3 separate regions of the Mus musculus genome follow, and regions 2 and 3 are each linked to region 1. A link is a contact called in ENCODE Hi-C or POLR2A ChIA-PET data. All regions are on one chromosome and are shown on one strand. Each heading gives the region's core, a stretch centred on a gene start or an enhancer-like site at or near the end of the contact. The rest is flanking DNA. Distances are from core to core; before and after follow the strand shown. Region 1 holds the start of Ahnak (AHNAK nucleoprotein (desmoyokin)). Region 2 holds the start of Hnrnpul2 (heterogeneous nuclear ribonucleoprotein U-like 2). Region 3 holds the start of Gng3 (guanine nucleotide binding protein (G protein), gamma 3).

Region 1 (4,330 bases), core at 1,199-3,698:
GAATGTCCTGGTTCTCTTCACAATGTCCCTTTGCATAATCTCTTAGGGACAAGAGCTTTAGAAAGGAGTTCAGACATCTTCCAGATGTCATCCCTACGCCCCCCTCCAGTCCTTTACTAGATCAGCTCCCTTGTTCCCAGTTCCTTTCCCACACTCCCCTTGCCCCATAACTCAGCTCAGGCCGAGGAAGTGGCCCTTAAATGAGGGGTTCCCTTCTACTGCACAATCTGCACACTCTACAGACCAGATACAGGCCTGCCCTCCCCCACACCCCCATAGTTTTTCAAGAAAAGGAAGCTACTAGTTCATTCAGCTTGGGAAAAGGAAAAGAGACCCACCCTACCCCCAGAGACTTCCCTAATAGGGCAGGACCAAAACAGTTCTACTCACCTAAGCCATTCTCAGTGTGGGGAGAGGCCCTAAACATTGCCCACATTGCCCATAGCATCTTCCTGTGTGCCCTCCCCTCTCCCAGTCACCTATGAGGACAGTATCATTGATATGAGGACATGAATCATTGGATCTTGTGAATTCATCCCATCTAGTATACGTTAGGTACAGTAAGATGGTTCCTGCCATTGCTAAAGTTTAAGGGCAAACTGTTTCAAAACCATTTGTTGGGAGTCCTTTTTCTCCTGGGAATTCCAGGTCACTTTCCAAGGATCCCCCACCCCCATCCCCCCAACTACCTCCAGAAGCTTTTCTGCAAATCCCCTCCACAGAACAGGGACATTGAGACAAGTACCCCTGGACACGTGTGTCCTCAGAGACAGCCTAGGGCCACACCCTGCCAAACCAGGGTGCCAACCCAGACATCATGCGCACAATCTTCTGTGGTCACATTGTGCAGAAGTGACAATAGAGTGAGCAGGCAAGCACACACACACACACACACACACACACACACACACACACACACATACCAGGGACACTACGTTGTCAAGGCTCCACTCCATTTGACTTGTAGGATATCCCCGGGTCACCCCAAGAGTCTTCAGTGCTCATCGCCATGTACAGCTAGCCCTGATGTCAACCCAACGCCACCAAGGTTCTGCGTCCCCCAAATCTGCCTCGGCACTGAAAGGGGCTCCAGCCAGAGGAGGCCCAGGCTCCCGCACACTGCACATCCCCTCCCTGCATGGGAAAGCCTTACATAACACAGCTCTCTGCACACACCCTAAGCATGTTGCCTTTCCAACCCCACAGTAGGATCTTGCCCCCCGCCCTCTCCGCTGGCGCGCACTGCAAAAGTGAAGGGTTCCAAAGGAGAGCAGGGAAGTCCTTCACCTACGCCCTGCGCTCCGGCCCCCACCGCCTACACACGGCCTCTTTCCCCCTCCGCTTTGCCCCTCACCCCCACCCCCACCCCCGAATTCTGGTTTGAATTAGTCACCGGCTCCAACCACTACATTCCTCAGGCTGCTGGAATCCAGCCAGGCGCTGGGGCGGGGGCCATCCCGCCCGGACGAGTTTGGGAGTGGGGTGGGGTGGGGAGAAAGCACCGCCCCTAGAAGGAGCAAGGGAGGTTCTGGGGACTGTGTCGATTGCACAGCCCCCTCCCCGCCCACCCAGCGCAGGAATCTCCCTAATTATGTCCCCCACCCCCCCTCCCACTCCCACCCATCCCACAGGGAGGCACGCTGCAAACTTCCAGGCTCCGACGCCCTGGAGAAAGAAGGGAGTTTTCTGGATCTGGAAACACAGAGGGGCAAGACTAGGGCGGGGCAGTTGAAGGGGAGCTGTTAAAGTCGCCGCTAGGAGCCAGAAAGGGAGAGGCTGGTGGTACAGAGCAGGGTGGGGCCGAGGGGAATCCGGACGCGAAGTTCGAGATGGAGGTGTGGGGAGCCGCGAAAGACAGCAGAGGGGGCACGCGGTGCAGGGGCGCGGGAGGGGCGATGGGGCTCTTGGAAACTTCTCCAGTAAACATGGTATAGGAACCAAGTAGCGCTCTGAGCCGCCGCCCCAAAGAGATGGAATCGGTCAGGGACCACCAGATCAGGAACGCCCTGCACTGCAGTTGGAACGACAATACATCCGCGGGAAAAAACTAAAAGCGCAGCAAAGCACACTTCGAAGCGATTTTCTAACTTAGTTAAACTTGGCCCCAACTCCGGAGAAAGAGCTTTACTCCCGAAGCGTGACGCGTCGCCTGCCCCGGCGGCCGCAAGCGGCCAGGTTTGCTCCCAACAGTCGGAACCCTCGTAGTGACACTACCGCAAATGCACCTTGTCCGAGTCCCTCTCTCCCCTGGTCGCCCGAACCCTGGCCCCACACCTTACCGCCCAGCGCTCCGCTTCCCTACCTGCGGGCTCAGCCCCAGGACGCAGCCATAGCCGGCGAAGGGCCCGAGGTCGCAGTGCTGACTGCTGGCGACGGCGAGCCCCAGTCGGGGCGGGTCTGGCAGGGCGGACAGTGCAGTCCCCGCGGCAGAGCTGCTCCAAGTGGCCGGGCCCCCGTGCGCGGAGGCGGCTCTTGTAACTCGGGCGGGTCTGCCCGGAGCTGTGGGGAGAGGGCGGGGCCGGGCGGGGCCCGAATAGGGCAAGGACCCGAGAGCACGACTAACACTGAAGCCACCCTGGAATGGGCCGGTGAAGGGAGAAGGTTGAGGGGGCTCAGGGACGAGGAGGCGTCGCCTTTTCCCCTCCCCTATCCCATCTATTGCTCCTGTCCCGGCTCTGGATCTTCCCACCCCATTTTAAACAGTGTGTGTGTGTTCACCGGCAAGAAATTCCTGGAAGCACGCAGGGGCACAGATTCACAGTCGGAATCCAGAGTCAACCTAGTCTGCAGAAGAGCCAAGAAGCTCAGATGATTCAACCTCGACCTCCAGCCTCCACACAGACCTTTGAGCTTTCTCTCAAGCTCAGATACATTAATCCCAGGCCCCAGCCTCCTCTCCCAGTTCCCAGGCTTCTTGCAGCCTCGCCCCGTTCCTCGCCTTCAGGCTCTCTCCTCTTCTACAAAACACACTGACTCTAAGACTTAGATCCGACCCCTAGGAATGGAGTCACCTATGCACCACACCACGGTGCTGTTCTTCATTGCAGCGACACCAGTCAGGCCTGCAGCTGTTGGACGCACCATGGAACAACTCACTCTCTCCTGTAAACTCTGTCCCCCATGCCTTTTGGGTATTTTATTTGGGGGAGGGAGCACAGACTGTGTAGCCCGGCCATCACAGAACTGGCTAGAACTGACAGCCTTACAGATTCCCCTGCCTCTGCCACCCTGGGACTAAAGGCATGAACCACTATGCCCCAGTAAGCTTGAGGAACCCAAGATCCAGCACTTTCTTTGCATTCCCAGGCCTTCTGCGCCTCTCACAGCTCCTCCCCCATATTTCCATTTGCAAGTTGCTCCGCTCCCCAATTTACAGCCATTTCCCACAGCCACTTCTAACTCTATGTGGATTTTATTAAATGCTTAATGATGGGGTTGCAGAGATGTTCTGGCTGCATCCCCCCTCCGCACCTCCCTTTTTCTCCTTCCCTATTGAGTTCTACCCTCTCTGGCAGGTGGCTACCCAGCTGCCCACTCCAGTTTCCCTTCCTTCCCAAATGCCCCAAGAGGCCTCAAGCTGGAGAACTGAGACCTTGGCCTGAGGCAGGAGCACCTTCGCTCCAAGATCATGAGTGGGCTGGGGCTGAGACCAGCCCTGCCCTGTCCTCTGAAATGGCAAACATGTTTGCAGGCTAAAAATATCAGCCAAGTCTGCTGCCAGCCCTGGGGGCTGTGTCCAGGTCCAGTTACCACACAGGGTACAGGCGATGGGGGGAGGGAGACAACAGAAGGGAGTGACAGAGAACAGACACAGATGTAATGGACACACCAGGGTGGAGAGAAATGTAGGTAGAAATTCAGACAGGCATGGACATGTAAAGACAGGCAAAGCAGAGACTTGGCTACTAACATTCCTCTCTCTCTCTCTCTCTCTCTCTCTCTCTCTTTCTCTGCCCCTCCTCAAACCCACTAGACATCACAAACACACTGTCAATTGGCTTAACAGCCCCCCCCCTCCAAATCTACTCCCTTCCCAGCACACTCCCTACGGTGAACTCAGTAAGTTCCAGGCCACCCAGAGATACCAAGTGAGGATCAGGCCAAAACACATTTCAAAAAATAAAACTCAAGAGCCAGTCATGTTTTTTTTTTCCTTTTACTTAGTGTGCATGATCATGTGGAGGCCATGGGACTTGTGAGGGTCTCTTCTCTCTTTCCACTGGGATCAAAGAGGTCATGAGGTTTGGTGGCAACTACCTGAACAAGTCATCCCCTAGCCCACAGTCCTGATTTACTGAACCAGGGTCTTACAGTGTAACCCAGGCTGTTC
Region 2 (4,330 bases), core at 968-3,467, 170 kb after region 1:
TTCCACAAACCTACCACAAGGTTACTCCACTAGAACCCCTAAATCATTTCAGCTCAGTTAGTTAGGAGCCTTAAGGGCACCAGTGTAGAATAAGTCTATAAATATGCTTATTTACAGCCTGGACAGGAGACTTAAAATATAAACACAACAGGGACAAAGTAAAAAGCCCCAGTCAAGTAACTAACATTCTACTAAAATGTTACTAGACTAAGTTTCTCTTTGCTAGTTAATGATTAAACCCAAAAGGCTCACACACTGTCTCCGACGGCTTAAGCAGGAAGGAGCAAGGTTAAATATCCAGAGTCTCTTTGAAGACTAACTTGGGTTTGACAGAGCAGCATTTCACGGACTGTTTTTTGCTTAACATTTTTAAGGTAAGGAACGAACTGTCAGGCCTTAGCTTCCAACTGGTCTCGGGAGAGCGCCAATTTTTCAGCATATTTGCGGCTAAAGGTATTCTGCTAAAGAGGGGTGGGCACCAGAAGACTGATCCACAGGTAGCTCGAAAGCCACACACACACACACACACACACACACACACACTTCCATCCACTAACACCAAGGAACCACGTTAGGCAGGAACCTCCCTCCTGCAAACAGTGTAAAGACAAGACGCCCAAACCTTCAAAAAGATGGACAGCGGATGAAAGCCACCTTCCCAGGAGAATCTCATCAAAAAGCCACTAGAACAGTGCACTTTCGGGCAAGTGGAAACAAGGAATCAGATAGCGCGGTGCAGGGTGGGGTGCTGGATCGGAGACGCACCCGGCAGGTTGAAGCCCGGCTTGGCTGCCAGTTCCTCACCTTGTTCCTCTACGGCCTTGTCACCCGGTGCCTCGGATCCCGGAGTCTCGTCTCCGCTCCGTTCCTCCGGCCCGTCTTCCTCCCCCTTGCCGTTGTCATGCTCTTCGCCACCATTTACCCCACCTGACCCAGCCGTGGCCTCCGCCGGTGTGTCGGAAGCTTCGGACTCGGCCTCCATGGCTGACGTCTCCGGGGGCTCCGGAGGCGGCTGCGCGGCCTGGCCCAAAGCCTGAGCAGGTGGTGGTTCCTCGTCTTCGTCCTCAAGCAGCGCCTCCTCGTCCTCCTCCTCGTCGTCGTCCTCCTCCTCCTCGTCCCCGCCCGGGCCTCCGCCCGACGCGGCCACAGGCCGAGGCTCCGCCTTGCAGGCCCCACCGGGCCCGGCCCCACCAACGCCGGCCTCGTCCTCCAGCATCTCAGCATCCAGTGCCTCCTGAAGACGCTGCGCCAGATCCATTTTGAGGCCGCGCGAATCCAGGCCCCGCCGCTGAAGCTCCGACCGCAGCTCGGTCACTTTCAGCCGCTTCACCTCCATCGCCGCCGTCGCCTCCTCCGCCTCCCGCCGCCTCCTCCCCTGCGAACTGTCGACCGAGCCCGACCGCGCAGGCGCCGCCGCCGCCCGCCTCCGCCTCCCGCGCCAGCACTGAGCCCGCGCTAGCAAGCGCACGCACACAGAGGCAGAGGCCGCGCTGTCTTCGCGGCGTGTTTATGTCGCCTTCCTCCTGCCCTGCCCCTTTCGGCTCACTGAGCGCAAAACAAGACGGCGAGGAGCAGCTTCCGACACACTCTGTACTCGACCGCGGGGGAGTGCGCGCCGAGGACGACGGAGTTCCCTCACTTCCCCTCCCTCCTCTCAGAGATCCGGGCCAATCAGCGCAAGCGGCCTAACCGCGCAGCCGCACAGGGGCCTGAGTCGGGCAAGGCTGGCTGCGGCTCAAGTGCCTCGTAGCACGGAAGCGTGAGCGCGCTCCTCTTTCCGTACTTCAGTCGTAGGCTCTGCGCAGTCGCGCCGGAGTCCCGCCCATCTCAGGTCTCTTACTTCCTGCCCGCTCCCAATTACCGGAGCACCCTAGGGCTTACTCGATGTCCTCTCTTGCTTATTCTTTGACTGTAACTTCTGAGACTAGTAACCGAAGCCAAGCTGGAAGGATGGGTGGTGCAGGGTTTTCGTAGCCAGGAGGGAAAGGCCTTTCCAGCATCAAGGGAGAGAGAGAGAGGGAGAGAGCAATGCCGGGACCTCTTTCTGTGCTTAAACATCTACCCAGCAACAGAGGCGCCAACCCCACCCCTTCCTTCTCTCGTTGGCCAGCTTGAATCGTAGTCTGTTGCTCTGATTGGTCCTCCGATATCGTGCGGCTTTTTTTCCTATTGGAGAAGTGGCCGGGAATTTTTTTTTTCCGGGTTGGTCCGCTGGGGAGGCGGGGCCGGTTCTGCGGGATTACTTTTCTAGACTCCTTTCTGATTGGGTGGCATGACGCAATGCGCGTGCCCCGTTAGAGGCTAAACTGCTGGCAGGTCTGGTCTCTTCCTCTCTGTGCTCCTGCAACTTAAACCGAATTCCTGGAGGAGTCTTCCGGCTTGGGCCTCCGCTGTGGTGCGGTTGTTGGGCACAATGCTTCCGGCCTCTTGTGCCTCACTTGTGGACTGGAGACTCAGGCCTCACTCACTTCGGTTCCTCAATTAACAGCAGAACCATCAACAAATGTTTGTTGGATAAGGACAAATAAAGAGATTGGAAAGGAGCGAAGCCTTTTTGACTTGTTTCACTTGTTCCCGCCTACTCCATCTTCTTCCAGGTCAGGGGGTGTGCCTCAGAGAAAGAAGGAAACGAATTTTGCGGGCGGTCACACACTTGGAACGTTTAGTCGGGCCTTTGGATTTCCCTAGTGTCTGTAATCACGCCGGGATCTCTTCTAATGGAACTCATTTGGTCAATGGCCTCACTATCCTCACATCATTCCTTTTTTTAGTTTGCGGTACTTCTGGAAACTGAAAACTAGCACAGGAGAATAGATGGGACTAGTAAAAACAGCAAAACCCACATCCCTGCGAGCTTCTTGCTTACGAAATCGATGCTCTAATCATTTATTTTGATCCCATTCTACTGCTTCAGTTTCTCTTTCATTTAACAGTTCCAACAGTCATGGAGAAGCGCCTTCAGGAGGCTCAGGTATACAAGGAGGAAGGAAACCAGCGCTACCGGGAAGGAAAGTACCGAGATGCTGTGAGTAGGTACCATCGAGCTCTTCTTCAGCTGCGGGGTCTGGACCCAAGTCTGCCTTCCCCTCTTTCTAGTCTGGGACCTCAGGGCCCAGCTCTCACACCGGAGCAAGAAAACATACTGCACACCATCCAGACCCACTGCTACAACAACCTAGCTGGTAAGTATGGGACGAGCGTGGGCAGAGAATCAAGACCGCAGGGCCGGGCAGTGGTGGAGCATGACTTTAATCCCACTACTCAGGAGGTAGAGGCAGTTCAAATACAGAGTGAGTTCCAGGACAGTCAGGGCTACACAGAGAAACCCTGTATCAAAAAGCAAAACAAACAAAAAAGATAGAATCATCAAGCCCTGTGAACATTGGAAGATGTTCTTTTTCACTGCCACCTGGCTATTTAGCAGTCGATTGAAACCTGTTTCCAATTTGTAGAGTATTCTAAAAGCAAGCGGGATTTCACAAACCTCACCTGAAACTACTTCCTGGGCTCTAAAGCCCAGATATCTTGATTTGGTGGACCTAGAATGGGTTTATTTCGAAGAATGATGCTAACACCTGTAATTGCAGCACTGGAGAAGTCCAAGTAGAAAAATGGCTTCAAGTTTGAGAGCCAGACTAGCCTGTGATGTGTGCTAATACCCTAATTCAAACAAGTAAGAATTAACTGTATCCCGTCGTGGTGGCGCAAGCCTTTAATCCCAGCACTTGGGAGGCAGAGGCAGGCGGATTTCTGAGTTCGAGGCCAGCCTGGTCTACAAAGTGAGTTCCAGGACAGCCAAGGCTACACAGAGAAACCCTGTCTCAAAAAAACAAACAAAATAAAAAACAAAACAAAACAAAAAAAAATAAATTGAAAAATGGAGATAGTCATAGTCCTGGGGATGTTTCGTTTAAGGGATGGTTACATAGGATTCATAGATGTGACATTTATGACGTAGAATGTCAGGTATTTAGGTCACTACACATTGATCTATGTAACTGTCATAACAGTTCTTTCAGTTTAGTCTAATGAAATCATATCTAGTAATGAGTAGATTTAAAATTATACCCAAACAGCCTTAATTCCCAGAGCTTAAATGCTTCTTGCAAGATTCTGTGCCCTTTAAAAAACAGAAAATGCACTAAGGAATTTGCCAAAGATCACCTTTCTTAGAGAAGCCTTCAGTCACTAAGCAACAGTTTAACTTCACTTTTTCTCTAGCAGTTTGATTTTCTTCAAAGTATATTTAAAATTTCATTTGCTTGTGTATGCTTTCCACTTTGTGGTGCCCTGGCAGAATTTAATCCTTGCTTGAACTCAGTTGCTCCTC
Region 3 (4,330 bases), core at 823-3,322, 150 kb after region 1:
GAAGAGCACCCCAAACTGCAGCATCAGCCTGCGGGCACGGCCTGCCAAGACGTGGCCCACTTCCTGGGCCCACAGTAAGGCGGGGACTGGTGGGTCATTGACCATGATGGGGACAGCAGGGGGTCTGGCCCCAGCCTCAGGCTTTGAGTTCCTGGCTGGTCTTCCACAGGGACGATACCCTTGGCCATGGGATAGGGCAGCTGAAGGTTCCTGGAGAAAGAGAAGGGAAAAGACAGTTTCTTTTCCAGGGTAGCTGGAGACAAAAAAGCTTATTCAACTGGCTTTGAAAACTAGAGGTAGCAGGGCAAAGCAAAGTCATTGCTTCACATGCGCTTCTCTTCCAATTACTCCTTCACCTCCCTCCACTGAGTGTGCTTCCAGCCTCTTCCTCCAGTTTCGGGAGCCTGGGACAAACCTCCTTGATACATTCACAGAAGTATAACGTACAGAGAACGAGGCCTTTAAATCTCTCTCGAAACCCAGATGACATGGATCCAAAATGCCAGAGGTTTGCAAGGAGGTGAGTGACTTGCCTAAGGTTGCACAGCCGGCCAGTCTGGCTCAAAGCCAGCAGCCTTAGAGCAGTCAAAATTGCCTCCCAAGAGTTTCTTTCCTCTGCCTGGACCTGTGCTCGCTCACGGAGGAAGTGACCCCTACCCCCGCACAGCACCCTGTGGCCGACGCTGCGGCGCCCACCCCTGGGGTAATGCGGTGTACACCAGATCGCCACCGCGGCGAGGCAGACTCACCGGCCTCTCGCTGCCCAGGCAATATACAGAAGGCAGTTCCGGCTGCCGAGGAAGCCCCGCCCAACTGTCAATCGCCTACAGGGGCTGAGCCTTGCATAGAGGGCAGAGCCTGTAAAATGCTTTGCTCCCCAGTGTCTCTGCCCATTACACTTTAGTTAAGTGACCAAAGGACCCATTATAATCTCCAACGCAGTCTGGGACTCCTTGGTCCTCCTTTCCAGGCCTCAACCACAACCCTCTGCCCATACCTTTACCACCTGTCTTTTCAGTGTGATTGAATGGAGGTGTGAAATAAATGCTGATTTTGTTTTGTTTTGTTTTGTTTGTTTGTTTTTTGTAAATTCAGTAGAGTTCCTTGGGCCTGTAGGAGTCCAACTGGAGCTCAGAGAGCCTTGCACCCTGCCAGAATCTGAATCTTGTGTGTTGTGTGCGCAGATGGTGCCGTCCGCTAGTCAAGCGTGGCGGCATTTCAACCCCTTTCAGTCTCCAGTTTTTATGCTGCGTGATTGACCTTCTGTGACCCACGTGATGCAGCCAACCTCAAAATCCCTACAAAAAACCATGAGACTAGATTTCTGATGGTGGCATCGTCTGGATAACGTCCTCCAGGAGGCAAGGCCAATGCACATCTTTTTGAATAGTAGTAATCCACTCAAATTACATGAAAAATTTCCAATCGATTCCCTATTTCCCCAGTGCCAACTCTTGCCACCCTACTCCCCACTCCGAGAAGCCCACCTGTGTTCACAACATTCACACTAACTCTCGTGGCAAGGTGCCTTACCTCGTCTTTGTCTGATCCTTTGATCTGGTCTCTGCATGTCTCTCTTGCCCCAGCTTCTCTTCTTTGATGTATCATTTCTTTAGCTATCTTCCTGATGGGTTACCTCTGGGTCTCCCAGCTCGCGTCACTCACGTGGTAGAAAGTGGTGATCTAGAAGCTGATCACCTGTAGAGTGTTACATTTTCCTAGCTCTGAAGAACGGTGGGTCACTGAAAGAAACCAAGATTCAGGTGCTAAGTGCTGTGTCAGGGTGGGGGTGGGGGTGGGGGAGCAGCAGCCCAGCTGATGTCAGACTTTCAAATGAGCAGGGTCTTCCGCAGTGGGGACAGACTCTAATGCAGGGGCTGTCACAGGCCCAGACCACCCCATTTGAGAGGGGAGCCTGCTTCTGCCTCAGGCCCTTTGGGGAGCTATCTAGTTTAGACTAAGGACTTGTACAATGGCAGGGGCAGGTAGTGAGAGAGCAGCAGTGAGGGTGTGCACAGGGGATGCAAACAGCAGACTGACTCCCCCACTGTCCAGGCAGTTGGTATGCGCCAGAATCAGCAGCTCCTTCTAGCATCCTTCATCCTTCAGGTACCAGCCATCTGGGCAGAACTTAAGCTGTGGAGACTGAGACCACCCCTCCAAGGATCTCGTCTGAGCATCTCTAGTGACCTTCTCTGCATTAACTGTCAGTGCTACGGATATTTTTAGCTCCAAGTCCTGGCAGGGTGGGGCACCTATCTGAGGCAGGGTTTGGTGCCCCCTCCCCACTGACCCTACATCCCTGGCTGCCGCTGCTGTTACTTCAGGTGAGTAGAAAGCAGCTTTTTTTCTCTTCAGGGCTTGAGGGGGGACAGGTGGCTGATGTGATTTCATCAGGGTGGGGCTCTTTCTGACTGAGGCTTTCATTGCTGGTAACATATTTGGCTCAAAGACTTAAAATCCTTAAATCGTTTGTATAATTTGATGACCAGGACCCAGGGGTTAGGAGAATATTTCATTTTATCTTCTCCATTCTCCCTACTTAAAAAAAAAAAAAAAAAAGAAAGAAAAAAAAACCTGGGATGGCCACTGGAGAATGGGGGCACAATCCCAGGTGTGTGGTTGTGAAGAGCTGAGTGTTTCAGCTGACTGTCTTTACTCCAGGATGAAAGGGGAGACCCCCGTTAACAGCACTATGAGTATTGGTCAAGCACGCAAGATGGTGGAACAGCTTAAGATTGAGGCCAGCTTGTGCCGGATAAAGGTGGGTGCGACCCTGGCTCCCATCAGCCCTTCAGGGCTCAGCTGTGGGTTTGCAATACCCTCCCCTCCCCCCTCCCCCCAAGAAAAGATGCTTCTTTTCTTGACACCCTGAGGTCAGTGGCAGAAACTGGGCTTTGTCAGCAAAGTTGTTCCCGAGGACTGGCGTTGGGGGAGAGGGCTGTCTCAAAGGGCACTAGAAACAAAAAGATAGTCTATTGGAGAAGAGAACTGCAGTCCCTTTCAGGAATTCTGGTTAATGTATCCCTTCCTGGCTGGGTTCCAGGTGTCCAAGGCAGCAGCAGACCTGATGACATACTGTGATGCCCACGCTTGTGAGGACCCCCTCATCACTCCTGTGCCCACTTCCGAGAACCCCTTCCGGGAGAAGAAGTTCTTCTGTGCGCTCCTCTGAAGAGCGGTGGACCTCCTCTGAACTCATCGCCCCCTCCCAGACCCGCCCTTAGATTGGAAATTGTAGTAGATCACTTCTACCCGCATTTACCCGGAGATTATTTGAAGCACAAGGCCCTCCTTACCCATGTCTACCCCATCTCCTCACCCTTTCAGGCTAACTCCAAGCACCTTCTACTCTATCTATAAAGGGACCCCGCTAAACTGCCAAAATCCTGCCTGTTTCCCTCGGTGATCCATCCGTTCAGGCAATGGAGAGGGGGATGCCCGGGTGCTCACCTGGAGCTATGAAAGGTAAAGGCATTTGAAGAATAAAGTCATTCAGAGCCTCAGAGGACAACGTCTGTGTTAGCGTTCTTGGGAAAGAGGATCCTTAATCGATACACTTGCCATATCCAGGGAACAGGGCCAGTCGAGCCCGTTAGACATTGTAAGGATTGGAGATCGCAAAGTATAAGGTGCCCGAGCGCCCCCAGTGGGGGGTTGTTAAAACGAGCGCTCAGAAGCCGCGGAGCATTCACACGAGCGCGCAACGTAAGCGGCGAGAACCACACAAGGGCGAGCAGGGTGGGTTTCCGCAGGCCCAGGGACAGCAGCCCCGGGGGGAGGTGGCCCGAGAGGCCGTGGGGCGGGACAGGGCGACTCGGCGCGGCAGCCAATGCCCAAGATGGCGGCTGCCTGTTCGTACCCGCATGGAGGCACGCGCCGAGGGTGCTCTTAAAATGGCGGTCCCCAGCGTTCCCAATAGGGAACGATCCCTTATGCGATCCTCTGGTCTTAAAATGGCTGCCCCTGCCCTCTCAAAGTCAGAGTCAGGTTCTCTGTCCCATAGAATCTGGAACTAGACATGCTTTGGAGACCAATCACGGGGAGTGGGGATGGGGAGACACCTAAAGCAGTCATGGGTTCTTAAGTTCAGTGTGGTGACCAACACTCCGGAGGTGTTGGACACACACAGAGGCAGATGGATCTCTGAGTTCCAAGCCAGCCACGACGACACACAATACACAATGAAATCCTGACTTAAAACAACCAGTCACTAGGACTGGGACCCAAGAAGCCCAGAGTGAGTTTTGCATAAGAATCTCGCCTGAGTAGAGGTTCCCTTTGAGGTGTATGTAATAACACAAATGTGTTAAACAGGCCATCTTGGAGC

Evidence for each region. Hi-C counts contacts between places; a loop is a spot of excess contacts on that map. ChIA-PET counts read pairs that join two places held with the same protein, here RNA polymerase II (POLR2A).
Region 2: POLR2A ChIA-PET joins it to region 1 with 16 read pairs in embryonic stem cell. The contact joins the promoter of Hnrnpul2 here to the promoter of Ahnak in region 1. POLR2A ChIA-PET finds 5 or more read pairs at or near these places in 3 of 5 experiments (Patski and embryonic stem cell).
Region 3: POLR2A ChIA-PET joins it to region 1 with 21 read pairs in embryonic stem cell. The contact joins the promoter of Gng3 here to the promoter of Ahnak in region 1. A Hi-C loop is called at or near these places in 1 of 37 maps with a recorded cell type or tissue (heart). POLR2A ChIA-PET finds 5 or more read pairs at or near these places in 3 of 5 experiments (Patski and embryonic stem cell).

What each region holds. Positions count from the first base shown.
Region 1 is chr19:8,987,402-8,991,731 of GRCm38, reverse strand. Ahnak (AHNAK nucleoprotein (desmoyokin)) reads right to left here and starts at 2,448. Exons shown (of 5, transcript NM_009643.2): 1 at 2,303-2,448.
Region 2 is chr19:8,817,288-8,821,617 of GRCm38, reverse strand. It overlaps Hnrnpul2 (heterogeneous nuclear ribonucleoprotein U-like 2), which reads right to left and starts at 2,217. Exons shown (of 14, transcript NM_001081196.1): 1 at 805-2,217. The coding sequence starts at 1,336. Ttc9c (tetratricopeptide repeat domain 9C) reads left to right here and starts at 2,324. Exons shown (of 4, transcript NM_027412.3): 1 at 2,324-2,597; 2 at 2,934-3,182. The coding sequence starts at 2,945.
Region 3 is chr19:8,836,988-8,841,317 of GRCm38, reverse strand. Gng3 (guanine nucleotide binding protein (G protein), gamma 3) reads left to right here and starts at 2,072. Exons shown (of 3, transcript NM_010316.3): 1 at 2,072-2,327; 2 at 2,665-2,764; 3 at 3,047-4,330. The coding sequence starts at 2,666. The coding sequence ends at 3,175. It overlaps Bscl2 (Berardinelli-Seip congenital lipodystrophy 2 (seipin)), which reads right to left and starts at 3,851. Exons shown (of 12, transcript NM_001136064.3): 1 at 3,454-3,851; 2 at 1,534-1,742; 3 at 1-210. The coding sequence starts at 1,608.